Linked DNA regions of Homo sapiens: region 2 is linked to region 1. A link is a contact called in ENCODE Hi-C data. All regions are on one chromosome and are shown on one strand. Each heading gives the region's core, a stretch centred on a gene start or an enhancer-like site at or near the end of the contact. The rest is flanking DNA. Distances are from core to core; before and after follow the strand shown. Region 1 holds the start of ZNF492 (zinc finger protein 492). Region 2 holds the start of LINC01858 (long intergenic non-protein coding RNA 1858).

Evidence for each region. A loop is a pair of places that touch in the nucleus more often than their neighbours do. Pooled maps may share reads with other maps.
Region 2: a loop to region 1 is called in a pooled map of heart left ventricle, with 2.0 times the contacts of the local background. The contact joins the promoter of LINC01858 here to the promoter of ZNF492 in region 1. A Hi-C loop is called at or near these places in 1 of 37 single-sample maps with no recorded cell type and 2 of 50 pooled maps.

Annotation. Positions count from the first base shown.
Region 1 is chr19:22,631,442-22,637,915 of GRCh38, forward strand. It overlaps ZNF492 (zinc finger protein 492), which reads left to right and starts at 2,883. Exons shown (of 4, transcript NM_020855.3): 1 at 2,883-3,033.
Region 2 is chr19:23,059,440-23,065,913 of GRCh38, forward strand. It overlaps LINC01858 (long intergenic non-protein coding RNA 1858), which reads right to left and starts at 1,826. Exons shown (of 8, transcript NR_110745.1): 1 at 1,734-1,826; 2 at 1,208-1,559; 3 at 735-879.

The sequences.
Region 1 (6,474 bases), core at 1,633-4,132:
TTGGGGCATGAATGAGGTTAGTTTTATTTTATTTTATTTTATTTATTTTGAGATAGGGTCTTGCTCTGTCAGCCAGGCTAGAGTCCAGGGGTGCAATCTCGGCTTACTGCAACCTCCACGCACGCCAGGACTCAAGTAATTGTCCCACCTCAGCCTCTGCAGAGGCTGGGACCACAGGTTTGCACCACCATGCCTGGTTCTTTTTTGTTGTTTTTTTTTTGGAGGGAGAATCTCACCATGTTTCCCAGGCTGATCTCCAACTCCTGAGCTCAAGCAATCCACCCACATTGGCATCCCAAAGTGCTAGGATTACAGACACGAGCCACAGCACCCAACCTAGTTTCATTTTCTGATTACAGAAGTGTATTTCTTTTTAACAATGCATTCAGCTTTACATAAATGAATGCTTTGTGCATACATTTCTGTATAAATGTTATATATCAATAAAAAATTATATAGTACTTTTTTTGTTGTTGTTTGTTTTTTGGGTTTTTTTTTTTGTTTTTTTTTTGAGACAGAGTTTTGCTCTTGTTGCCCAGGCTGGAGTATAATGGCGTGATTTCAGCTCACCGCAACCTCCGCCTCCCATGTTCAAGCGATTCTCCTTGCCTCAGCCTCCCAAGTACCTGGGATTACAGGCATGCACCACCACGCCTGACTAATTTTGTATTTTTAGCGGAGACAGGGTTTCTCCATGTTAGTCAGGGTGGTCTCGAACTCCCGACTTCAGGTGATCTGCCTGCCTCGGCCTCCCAAAGTGCTGGGATTACAGGCATGAGCCATCGCGCCTGGCCCATAGTACATATTTGAACAAAATGCTAACTTAGTATCTCAGAATAATGGCAACATTTTTTTGTTTGTTTTATGGTGGAACACACACACTCAGGGCATAATTATACAGCTTCTAATATTCCAAAAAGAGTATTCAAGCCCTTTTTGTTTGTTTGTTTGAGACAGAATCTCGCTCTGCTCTGTCGCCCAGGCTGGAGTGCAGTGGCACGATCTTGGCTCACTGCAACCTCCACCTCCCGGGTTCAAGCGATTCTCCTGCCTCAGCTTCCCGAGCAGCTGGGACTACAGGCACGTGCCACCATGCCCGGCTAACTTTTTTTGTATTTTTAGTAGAGACGGGGGTTCATCGTGTTAGGCAGGATGGTCTCAATCTCCTGATCTCATGATCCGCCTGCCTTGGCCTCCCAAAGTGCTGGGATTACAGGCGTTAGGCACCGTGCCCAGCCAAGCCTTAACTCCTGAATGAGACCATACGTCTTTTTATTTTAGCCCCAATTCGGTACATGGCATGTTTTTAATTTTAGGGGAATGCAACCTTTATTCTAGAAAATTTTTCCCTCACAGTAACGATCACCAATGTCAGGGCACCTACATTGGCCAATGTCAGGGCCTTGTGTGCACTCAGTATATATACAACTGGGTTGGTTCAGGAACAAAACCAATAGCGACGTTGGTTGTGCATAGAACAATAATTTGGTAATATTGGTAAGACAAAGCCATGACTTAGCGGCAAACATTTTTTCATTCATTTGAGAAAAAATTTGCAACTAGTCACCTAAAAGTACTGGTTTACAGCACTGGCATTTGACCTTGGCTGCGCTCTGTCATCACCTAGAGATATTTACACTATTGCCCAGGTTCCATTGCAGGAATTCTGATTTAATTGGTATGTGGCAACTTGTGTTTGGGGGATTTTAAAAGACCTCCGAAGTGATTTTTACATGCAGACTCGGGTGAAAACAATTGGTTCAGGGTGAGGGATGTATTCACTGTGTGTGATTTCCAGGTGTGCTTCTGGAGCTTTGCCCCATGGCTGCTTCTGACTTTGAAATCTTCAACAGCAGCTCTGCCATTGTAAAAATCAAAATGCAGGCCAGGCAGGGTGGCTCACACCTATAATCTCAGCACTTTGGGAGGCCGAGGCGAGTGGATCACCTGAGGTTAGGAGTTTGAGACCAGCCTGGCAAACATGGCAAAACCCCATCTCTACTAAAAATTGAAAAATCAGCTGGGCATGGTGGTGCACGCCTGTATTCTCAGCTACTGGAGAGGCTGAGACACCAGAATCTCTTGAAGCCAGGAGGCTGAGGTTGCAGTGAGCCGAGATCACACCACTGCATTTCAGCGTGGGAAACAAAGTGAGACCATGTCTTAAAAAAAAAAAAAAATCAAAAGACAACTTCAAGATGTACTCAAATATTTTGCTAAATTGCAGCAGAATGAAATGTCTTCCGGCTGGGGTCGGTGGCTCACGCCTGTAATCCCAGCACTTTAGGAAGCTAAGGAGGATGGATCACCTGAGGTCAGGAGTTCAAGACCAGCCTGGGCAAGATGGCGAAACCCCGCTTCTACTAAAAATACAAAAAAATTAGCCGGGCGCGGTGGCAGGCGCCTGTAATCCCAGCTACTCGGGAGGCTGGGGCAGGAGAATCGCTTGAACCCGGGGGCGGAGGTCGCAGCGAGCTGAGATCGCGCCACTGCGCTCCAGCCTGGGCGACAGAGTGAGACTCTGTCTCACACACAAAAAAGCCTAAATTTAAAAATAATTATTCTATTCTTTTCATGTGTGAGCAGCCATATAGTATATTATTTACAAATATATGAGACCTTACACACAACGTTAAAGGCAAACACCTTCTGCGGTGTGCTTGGCTCAGCTCAGGCAGGAAGCCCTGCCTGAAAAGGCTGCACCTTCGGCTGTCACTCTGTCCTCATTCGGCCCAGCGTTTGGTTACATCTTCTGTCACTCAGGGCCTGAGGGCGGGGGGGGGGGGGGTCTTAAACGTTATCCATTCAGCGACGCTGGCCTGGGAACTGTCCAATCAGGCACGCAGCTGGAGCGGAAAGGGCGGCTTCCGGGATGTGGCGGGGTCTTTGTCTCTCGCTGCAGTCGGAGTATGGTCTAGTGTTCGCTGTTCTGCGTCCTCTGGTCCTAGAGGCCCATCCTCTGTGGCCCTGTGACCTGCAGGTATTGGGAGATCCACAGCTAAGACGCTAGGACCCCCTGGAAGCCTAGAAACGGTGAGAGTGCCGGGTCCGACATCCCGAGAGAGGGGAAGGGGCTGGTTGGAACCGGTGGCAAGAGGCTGTGGCGGGACTCAGGCCTCCCCGCAGTCGGCTCCACAATCTGCGCCCCAAGTTCGCCTTGCCCAGCCCAGCCTCAGTCCCCTTCAGCCATCAGATTGGCGGCTGCGCTGGCAGCCGGACCCCCGGGCGTCCTGTCTCTTCCCTGCGCAGTGACGGTGCCCTGGCCTGGAGCCCTCTCTGGGCAGCTCTGCACCCGCAGCGTCGTGTCTCTCCCAGATTGTGCAGGGACCACGGGAGGGTGGTCAGGGGAGAATCCTGACTCGGGGTGCGGGTTCACGAATGGGAAGAGCTTTGGTTTGGTTTATGGGGTTCCTAGTTCCTCTTTTCTTCTATTAAAAATTTATGGGAGTTATCGCGAAAATACTTAAAAATTTAAGCAAGGAGTGGTTCAAAAGTTATAGAGCACCCAGCTGTGGGTTGTAGTTTGTGGTCGGTCCATGGGAGGATCTTGAAGGAAAGATGCAGATGAAAATACCCAAATTCAATAATCGGTTAGGTATATTTACGTAGTTTCTTAATTTTCACCTTGAGCCTACAAATTTCCTGGTTGTGTAATCAGAGCTTACTTGGCAGTTTATCGTTAGTTAAGCCTGAATTTTGTTTCCCCCAATGTAGTAATTTCTAAAAAAAAAAAAATGCATTTGAGTTTGATTTTTTAAAATTAGGAATCCAAAGATTAGAGCCACCTCAGTCTATTTGCCGCCACATGGGGCTGATTTTCCCTGGCATTTTTCACATAGGTCCCAAGCAGGTTCTCAAGTCAACCCCCCACACCCCATTTCTCCAGCTTAACTCTGGCTTGCAGTAAAATACTGAATTTTCAGTTCCTTCTGAAAATCTCAAATGCCAACTTCTTTTCCCTAATTTACATTATTATTTGTCCTTTAGTGTACATTTTTCATACTGTATTTTAATTAATCATTTTTTGACAAAGCATTAGATGGCATATTTAAAAAGATATGTTTTCTGTTTGTAAATATTTCCCATGAGAAGAAAGCAAGGAATATCCCGATAGTGAATTGTAAAAAATCTCTGTGCCTCTTTTTCTTTTGTCTTCCCTAGGCATAAAGATCTTATGAGAATGTTTTAGTGTCAAGATGTTTTTATTTTGCAAACGTTATGGGGTGATTTGTGCTTAGCAACCCTGTCGTTTATTCTTGGTCCTGGCTTTCAGTACTGTCTCTGAATAAACCAAGATAACCGCTATGGCGATGTCTGCTAGAGTATCTAGTGAATATCAGCTCCTAAAGTCATTTTCTTTCGTAGGACAACCTGAGATATGGAGTGTAGCCTCTCAAGTGGATACCCTGGGGAAAAGATGAATCTCTTTTAACTTTTATTTTTGGTTCAGGGGTACACATGCAGGTTTGTTATACAGCTAAAATTGTGTCATGGGGGTTTGGTGTGCAGATTATTTTGTCACTGAGGTACTAAGCATAGCACCAAACAGGTACTTTTTCTGATCCTCTTTGTCCTCCCATTCTCCAACCTCAACTAGGCCTCACTGTCTGTTGTTCCCTCTTTGTGTTTACGTGTTCTTATTATTCAGCTCTTACTTAAATATTTTTTTTTTTTTGAGATGGAGTTTCGCTCTTGTTGCCCAGGCTGGAGTGCAATGGCGCGATCTCGGCTCACGGCAACCTCCGCCTCCCAGGTTCTAGTGATTCTCCTGCCTCACCCTCCCAAGTAGCTGGGATTACAGGCATGCGCCACCACTTCCAGCTAATTTTGTATTTTTAGTAGAGATGGGGTTTCTCCATGTTGGTCAGGCTGGTCTTGAACTCCCAACCTCAGGTGATCTGCCCGCCTCGGCCCAAAGTGTTGGGATTACAGGCATGAGCCACCGCGCCCAGCCTCAGCTATTACTTAGAAACAACATGCATTTGGTTTTCTGCTGCTACGTTAGTTTTCTAAGAATAGTGGTCTCCAGCTTCATCTATGTTGCTCTATGTTGCTTCAAAGGACATGATCTTCTGTGTGTGTGTGTGTGTGTGTGTGTGTGTGTTTGTGTGTGTGCGTGTGTGTATGTGTGTTTTAACGGCCACACAGTATTCCGTGATATTTATCTACCATATTTTATTTATTTATTTTTATTTTATTATTTTTTTTTTGAGATGGAGTTTTGCTCCTATTGCCCAGGCTGGAGGGCAATGGCACGATCTTGGCTCACTGCAACCTCTGCCTCCCGGTTCAAGCAATTCTCCTGCCTCAGCCTCCCAAGTAGCTGGGATTACAGGCATGCGCCACCACGCCCAGCTAATTTTTGTATTTTTAGTAGAGACGGGGTTTCACCATGTTGGCCAGGCTGGTCTTGAACTCCTGACCTCAAGTGATCTGCCTGCCTCGGCCTCCCAAAGTGCTGGGATTACAGGTGTGAGCCACCACACCCTGACCCCATGTTTTATTTTTAGTAAACCTTTTTTTTTTTTTTTTTGAGACGGAGTCTAGCTCTGTTGCCCAGGCTGAAGTGAAGTGGTGCAGTTTGACTCACTGCAATCTCTGCCTCCTGGGTTCAAGCAATTTTCTTGCCTCAGCCTCCCAAGTAGCTGGGATTACAGGCTCTTGCCACCACGCCCGGGTAATTTTTTGTGTTTTTATTTATTTATTTTTATTTTTTTAGTAGAGATGGGGTTTCACCATGTTGGTCAGGCTGGTCTCGAATTCCTGACCTTGTGATCTGCCTGTCTTGGTCTCCCAAAGTGCTGGGATTACAGGCGTGAGCCATTGCACCCGGCCTAAACCTTTTATTTTATTTTATTTTATTTTTGAAGACAGGGTCTCACTCTGTTGTCCAGACTGGAGTGCAGTGGCATGATCTCAGCTTACTGCAGCCTTAACCTCCCAGGCTCAAGCAATCCTCTTCTACTTTAGCCCCCCAAGTAGCTGGGACTACAGGCACACACCACCAGGCCTGGCTAATTTTTTTGGTATTTTTTGTAGAGACAGGGTCTTGACATGTTGCCCTGGGTGGCCTCAAACTTTTGAGCTCAGGCAATTTACCTGCCTCAGCCTCCCAAAATGCTGAGATTACAGGTGTGAGCCACCATGCCCAGCCATACCATATTTTCTTTATCCAGTATACAATTGATAAGCATTTAGGTTGATTCCATGTCTTTGCTTTCATGAATGACAGGGACTGCAATGAACATACGTATGTCTTTATAATAGAATAATTTATATTTTACTGGTTATATGCCCAATTATGAGGTTGCTGGGTCAAAAGGTAATTCTGTTTTTAGTTCTGTGAGGAATCGTCACACTACTTTTTATAGTGGTTGAATAATTTACACTCCCATGGGTAGTGTATAAGCATTCCTGTTTCTCTGTAACCTTGCCAGCATCTGTTATGTTTTGACTTTCTAATACTAGCCATTC
Region 2 (6,474 bases), core at 576-3,075, 430 kb after region 1:
CTCTTCAATTGGCTAGTACAAAGTCTTAGAGTCATCATCACACCTGTGATCTGGGCCAAGATATATGTTACCAACCAACCTGTTAGCAGAAAGCATCCAGGAGAATCACATCTCCTGGGTGCTGGACCAATGATATAAAAAATCCTTCCCTGAGGGCAGTGACCAGGCAGGAGAATCACATCACCTGGTTTCTCAACTAGTGATAGGTTACCATTTCTTCCTGAAAGTAATGCACATGGAGGAGACACACATCACCTGGTGGCTGGACCCTGCAATATGTCACAATCTTTCCTGTGGGCAGGTAGAAAAGGAGTCACATCTTTTATGTAATGGATGCAGATAAATGTCACAAAAACCCTTGCAGACAGGGCTGAGGCAGGAGCCTCCCATCTTTCAGGTGTTTGGCCCAGTTAAATGTCACAATACCCAAAAATGTGGTTCGCAGGCAGAAGAGAAGAGTCACATTGCCTAAGTGCTAGTTCCAGTGATATGTCTCAATCTTTCCCTTTGGCAGGGTCCAGGGTGAAGAGAGGATTCACACAGCCTAAGTGATGAAGGAAAATATATGTCCTAATATGCCCAGGAGCAGGGCCTATATGAGACAGTTGCATCAGCTGTATGTTGAACCCAGTGATATGTCAAAACATACAATTTATGCAGGGCCCAGGCAGAAGAGAGTGTCATAACCTAGGTGTCAGTCCCAGTGATACATCACATACATCACAATGCCTTACTTTTTGTTGTTGTTTTTTTTGTTTTGTTTTGGCGAAGTCTCACTCTGTCACCACGGCAACCTCCACCTCTTAGGTTCAGCGTCCAGGGATATGTCCCAATCCCTCTTTTTGTCAAGGCCCAGCCATAAGTAGAGAGTAGCATCACCTGGGTGATGAAAGAAAAGATATGTCATCATACCCCTGCAGGCAAAGCCCATGCAGGAGAGTCACATCACCTAGGTGTGGGGCCCAACGATATATTAAAATCTCTTCTTGGGTATATCCCAAGCAGTAGAGGAGAGTCACATCACCTAGGTTCTCAGTCCAGCAATATGTCACAAGGCCCCTTGAGGGGAAGGCCCAGGCAGGAGAGTCACATCACTTAGGTTAGGGGCCAAGAGATGTGTCACAATGTTCCCTGTAGGAAGGGCTCAAGAAGAAGAGGAGAGTAACATGACCTAGGGGCTTGGTCAAGTTATGTGTCACAATCATACCTGTGAGCAGGGTCTAGGCATGAGAGGAGAGTCACATCAAGTAAGTACTGGGCCACGTACATGATGTATCACAATAACCCATATAGACAGGTCCCAGGAAGATATCACCTAGGTGCTAGGTCCAGAAATGCATCACAATGTCTCTCATGGGCAAACACCAGGAAAAAAAGGGAAGGGGATAACATGAACAATCTGATGGGCCAAGAGATATGTCACAGTGCCCACTGTGGGCAGGGTCCAGCCAGGAGACGCACATCACCTTGGTGTTGGACCCAGGAATATGTCATAATGCCTTCTGAGGGCAGGCCCAAGGTGCCCAGCAACATGTTACAATCTCTTCTGCAGGCAGAACCTAGAAAGAAGAGTTGAGTCACACCAGCTAGGTACTGGGCTCAGCAATATGTCACATTAGTTTTTGTGAGAAGGAACTAGGCAGGAGAAGAAAGTCACATCACCTGGGTGATGAGCAAAGAGATATGTGACAATGACTCCTATAGGCAGAACCCAAACAAATTAGTTACATCACCTAGGTTTTGGACCCAGCAACATGTCACAATGGCCCATGTTGGCAGAGCACAGGCAAGAGAGTCACATAACTTGTAGGGGACAGCAGCGATATGTCACAATGCTCACTGTGGACAGTACCAAGGCAGAAAACAGAACTTCCATCATCTGGGTGCTAGGCCCAGTGATATGTCACAATGTCCCATGTGAAAGCACAGAAGCAAGAGAATACAGTCACATCACCTAGTTTCTGGTCCAGCGATATGTCACAATTTCATCTGTGGGCTAAATCCAGGCAGGAGAGTAAACTATACAGAGGCATATGGCACAATCACCCTTGCGTATACAGAGGCATATGGCACAATCGTGCTTGCAGGAAGGTCCACAGATGAGATCAACAATTCTGTACATATCCTGCTTCTGTGGGCACCAGGAAGACAGGAGAGGAGACTCACATTACCTGGGAGCAAGGCTCTGAGATATGTTACAATGTCCTTTTTGGGTAGCACCAAAGCAGGAGAATAGAGTTACGTCACCTAGGTGCTGGGTCCAGCAGTGTGGCACAATCCTATCTGTAGGCTGTGCTGGTGCTAAAGAGTCACATTACTCAGGTGCAAGGCAGAGGTGTATGTCAAAATCACACCTGCAGGAAGGACAGGGGATGAGATGAACAATACTGTACATATCCCGATTCTAGGTATGAGAGTCAACACCTCCTGTATGTTGGTTCTAAGTACACTAGTCACAGTCTCTGAAATGAACTGAATCAGTGCATGAGAAACTCAGTCCCTCTTACCACTGTGCCTCCTTAGTGGAATCACAGCCTCACAGGTGGGTCAAATTTTAGTCTGAAAGTCACCAACTTACCTTTGAACTGGATCCACATATGAGAGTAAATTTTCCACCTTGCAACTGCATCTGTGTGAGATTCAGAACCTCAACAGTAGGCTGTGTTCATGTGAGAAGATGACAACATTTACTGTCGGCTGGGTGTACATATGAGTGTCAAAATCTCAACTGTACTTTGGGCCCAGTTAGAACATGCTCTGTACCAGCCAAGTGTTTTATAAGGTATGCATAAGAGTCACAGTCCTTTGTGACTGGGAGACATTCGTGCTGGTTTGGACTCATGATTGTGCCTGTGGCTCTATGCCCAGTTATAAGAGTTAACTTCTCTGCAATGGCTCAGTCCAGATATAAGAGTTGTCCCCTGCCTATAAGCTTGGCTTACTAAGGAGTCACCACCTCTGCTGTTGCCTGATGTTCACATACGACAGTCACAATTTCAACTCTGCACTGCATCCACCTGTAAGATTTAAGACCTCACCAGTGGGCTCTGTCCATGGATGAGAGTGACAATCTTTTTTATTTTTATTTTTATTTTTATTTTTATTTTTGAGACAGAGTCTTGCTGCGTCACCCAGGCTGGAGTGCAGTGGCAAGACCTTGGCTCACTGCAAACTCCACCTCCCAGGTTCAGCCAATTCTCCTGCTTCAGCCTCCGGAGTAGCTGGGATTACAGGTGCTCACCACCACGCCCAGGTAATTTTTGTATTTTAGTAGAGACACGGTTTCACCATGTTGGCCAGGCTGGTCTTGAACTCGTGACCTCAAGTGATCCACCCACCTCGGCCTCCCAAAGTGATGGGATTACAGGCATGAGCCACCACCCCGGCCGACGGTCTTAACAATTGGCAAAGCGTGCATACAAAAAACACAATTGCACCTGTTTGCTGGGCCCTGTTATGACACTATATTACCCGAGGGTTTATACAATATGTGAGAGAGTGTAATTTTCTCTGACCATCCTAAAGAGGAGAGCCAGGATTTTATCCATTTTCCTAAGCCTAGCTATGAGAAACAGCATCTCTTCTATTGGCTAGTTTGAGGCATGAGAGTCAACATCGCACCTATGATCTAAACAAAGATATATGTCACAGTCTCACGTGTGGATAGGGCATGCACAGGAGAGTTACGTCATCTGGGTGCTGGGCCAGGGATATGTCACAATCTTCCCTGAGAACAGGAATCAGGCAGAAGTGTTATCACCTGGGTGGTTGGTCAGAGATACGTTACAATTTCCTCCTGAAAGCAGGGCACACTCAGTAGAGTCACATCATTTGGGTTCTAGGCCCAGTGATATGTCACAATGCTCCCTGTGAGCAAAGCTCAGGCAGGAGAAACACATCACCTGATTTCTGGGCCAAAAGATATGTCACAATCTCTCCTATGAGCAAAGCCTTGGTATAAAAAAAGAGTCACATCAAACAGTTGATGCTCCCAAAGATATGCCACAATGTTCTCTGTTATCAGGGTTCATACAAACAACCCATGTCACCTTGTTGCTGGGCCCAGCAATATGTCACAATGCCTTTTGAGGTCCAGGCCAAGACAAAACAGTAATGTCACATTGTTGTTAAGCTCCACAAGATGTCTTAATATCTCTCGCAAGCAGAACTTATGAAGAGTCACATTTGTTTGGCACTGGGACAAGTGAGATGTCAAAATTCCCCATGTGAGCAGGGACCAGGTAGGAAATGAGAGTCACATCATCTGGGTGACGGGTGAAGAGATATGTCATGATGTTCTAGAACCTAGGCAGTAGAATTACATTACCAGGTGTTGGACCCAGCAATATGTCACAATTGCTTATGTGGTCGGGGCACAGGCATGACAGTCATATAACCTGGGTGTAGGCCCAGAGATATGTCACAATGCCCCCTATGGGCAGTGCCAAGGCAGGAGAGGAGACTCACATCACCTAAGTGCAGGGCCCAGCGATATGTCACAATGTCCTCTGCAAGCAGCACCAATGCATAAGAATAGAGTCATATCTCAGATCTGGGTTCAGCAATATTCACTATCCCATCTGTGGGCTGGTCCCAGGGAAGAGAGTCAGATTACTCAGGTGCTGGGGAGAGGAAAATGTCACAGTTAAATCTGCAGGAAGGTCCAGGGATGATACTAGCAATCCCATACATGTCATGATTTTAGGTATAGGAGGTTAACCCCTTCTATATGTTGTGTCTAAGAACAGGAGTTATAATCTCAACGGTGGACTAAAATTGTGCCTGAGCGCCTCAACTCCTCCTGTGGACTTTGTCTAATTAGTGAAGTCACAGCCTCATAGGTGTGCTGAATCTTGCTCTGAGTGTCATCAACTCACCTGTGGACTGGATCCACATCTGAGAGTCAAGTTTCCGACCTTTGACTGCCTATGGGTGTGAGATTCAGAACCTCAAAAGTGAGCTGTGTTCCTTTTTTTTTTTTTTTTTTTGAGACGGAGTCTCGCTCTGTAGCCCAGGCTGGAGTGCAGTGGCACGATCTCGGCTCACTGCAACCTCCGCCACCCGGGTTCATGCCATTCTCCTGCCTCAGCCTCCCGAGCAGCTGGGACTACAGGCGTCCACCACCATGCCCAGCTAATTTTTTGTATTTTTAGTAGAGACGGGGTTTCACTGTGTTAGCCAGGATGGTCTCAATCTCCTGACCTCGTGATCCACCCACCTCGGCCTCCCAAAGTCCTGGGATTACAGGCGTGAGCCACCGCATCCGGCCAAAAGTGAGCTGTGTTCATTTGAGAAAATGATGATGTATACTGTTGGGAGGGTGTGCATACAACTATCACAATCTCCTGTGTTCTGGGCCTTGTTAATACCCTCTTTAAAATACCCCAAAGCTTTATACACTATGAATGAGAATGACAATTAACTCTGAGATCATGTTTGTAAACACCCATGACCATACCTGTGGCCCTAAGCCCAGATATGAGTGCCATCTCTCCTATTGGCTGGGTCCAGACAGTAGAGTCCTCATCTGCTTATGTTCTGGGTTTAGAAATGTGTCACCATTCCAACTGTAGCTGGAGGCTCACATATGACAGCCACAATTCCAAGTGTGGACTGTGTTTGCATGGGAAATTCAAGACCTCGGCAATGGGCTCTTTCCATGTGTGACGGTGATAATCCTAATGGTTGGTGAGGTGCACATATGAGAAACACAATTTCATCTGTTTGCCGTGCCCTGTGATGACACTTTCTGTAACACCTGAAGGCATTATATGATAGGTAGGTGGGTGGCAATCCTTTATAACCTTCATACAAAGAGGAGACCCAGAATGTCGTCCATTTTTCTAAGTCGAGCTATGACAGTATTTCTTCTAATAGCTCATTTGACGTATGAGAGTCATCATTGCACTTGTAAGCTGACTACAGTATATGTCACAATTTTACCTGTAGGTAGGGAGCTAGCAGGAGAGTCACATCACCTGGATTTCAGCCAAGGTATCTCACAATCTTCCCTGAGGGAGGGAGCCAAGCAGGAGTGTCACATCACCTGGGTGCTCAGCCAGGGATATGTTACAATTCTCTCCTGAAAGCACAGCACAGGCAACAGACTCACATCACCTGGGTGCTGAGCTCAGCACTATGTTACAATGCTCCCTGGGGACAAGACAGAGGCAGAAGAGCCACATCACCTGGTGTCTGCTTCCAGGGATATGTCACAATCTTTCCTGTGCAGGCCAGGGTACCGGCAAATATGAAATGTCACACATTCTAGGTCATGGATGCAGATATATGTCACAAGGTCCCTGTGGGCAGAGCCCAGGCAGGAGCATGCAATCTCATAGGTTTTGGACCTAGTAACGTTTTACAATATCCAAAATATGCGAAGCCCAGGCAAAACAAGAGAGTCACATCACCTAGGTGCTGGGTTCAGTGATTTGCCACAATTCCCCCTTTTGGCAGGGTCTAGTCAAAAGA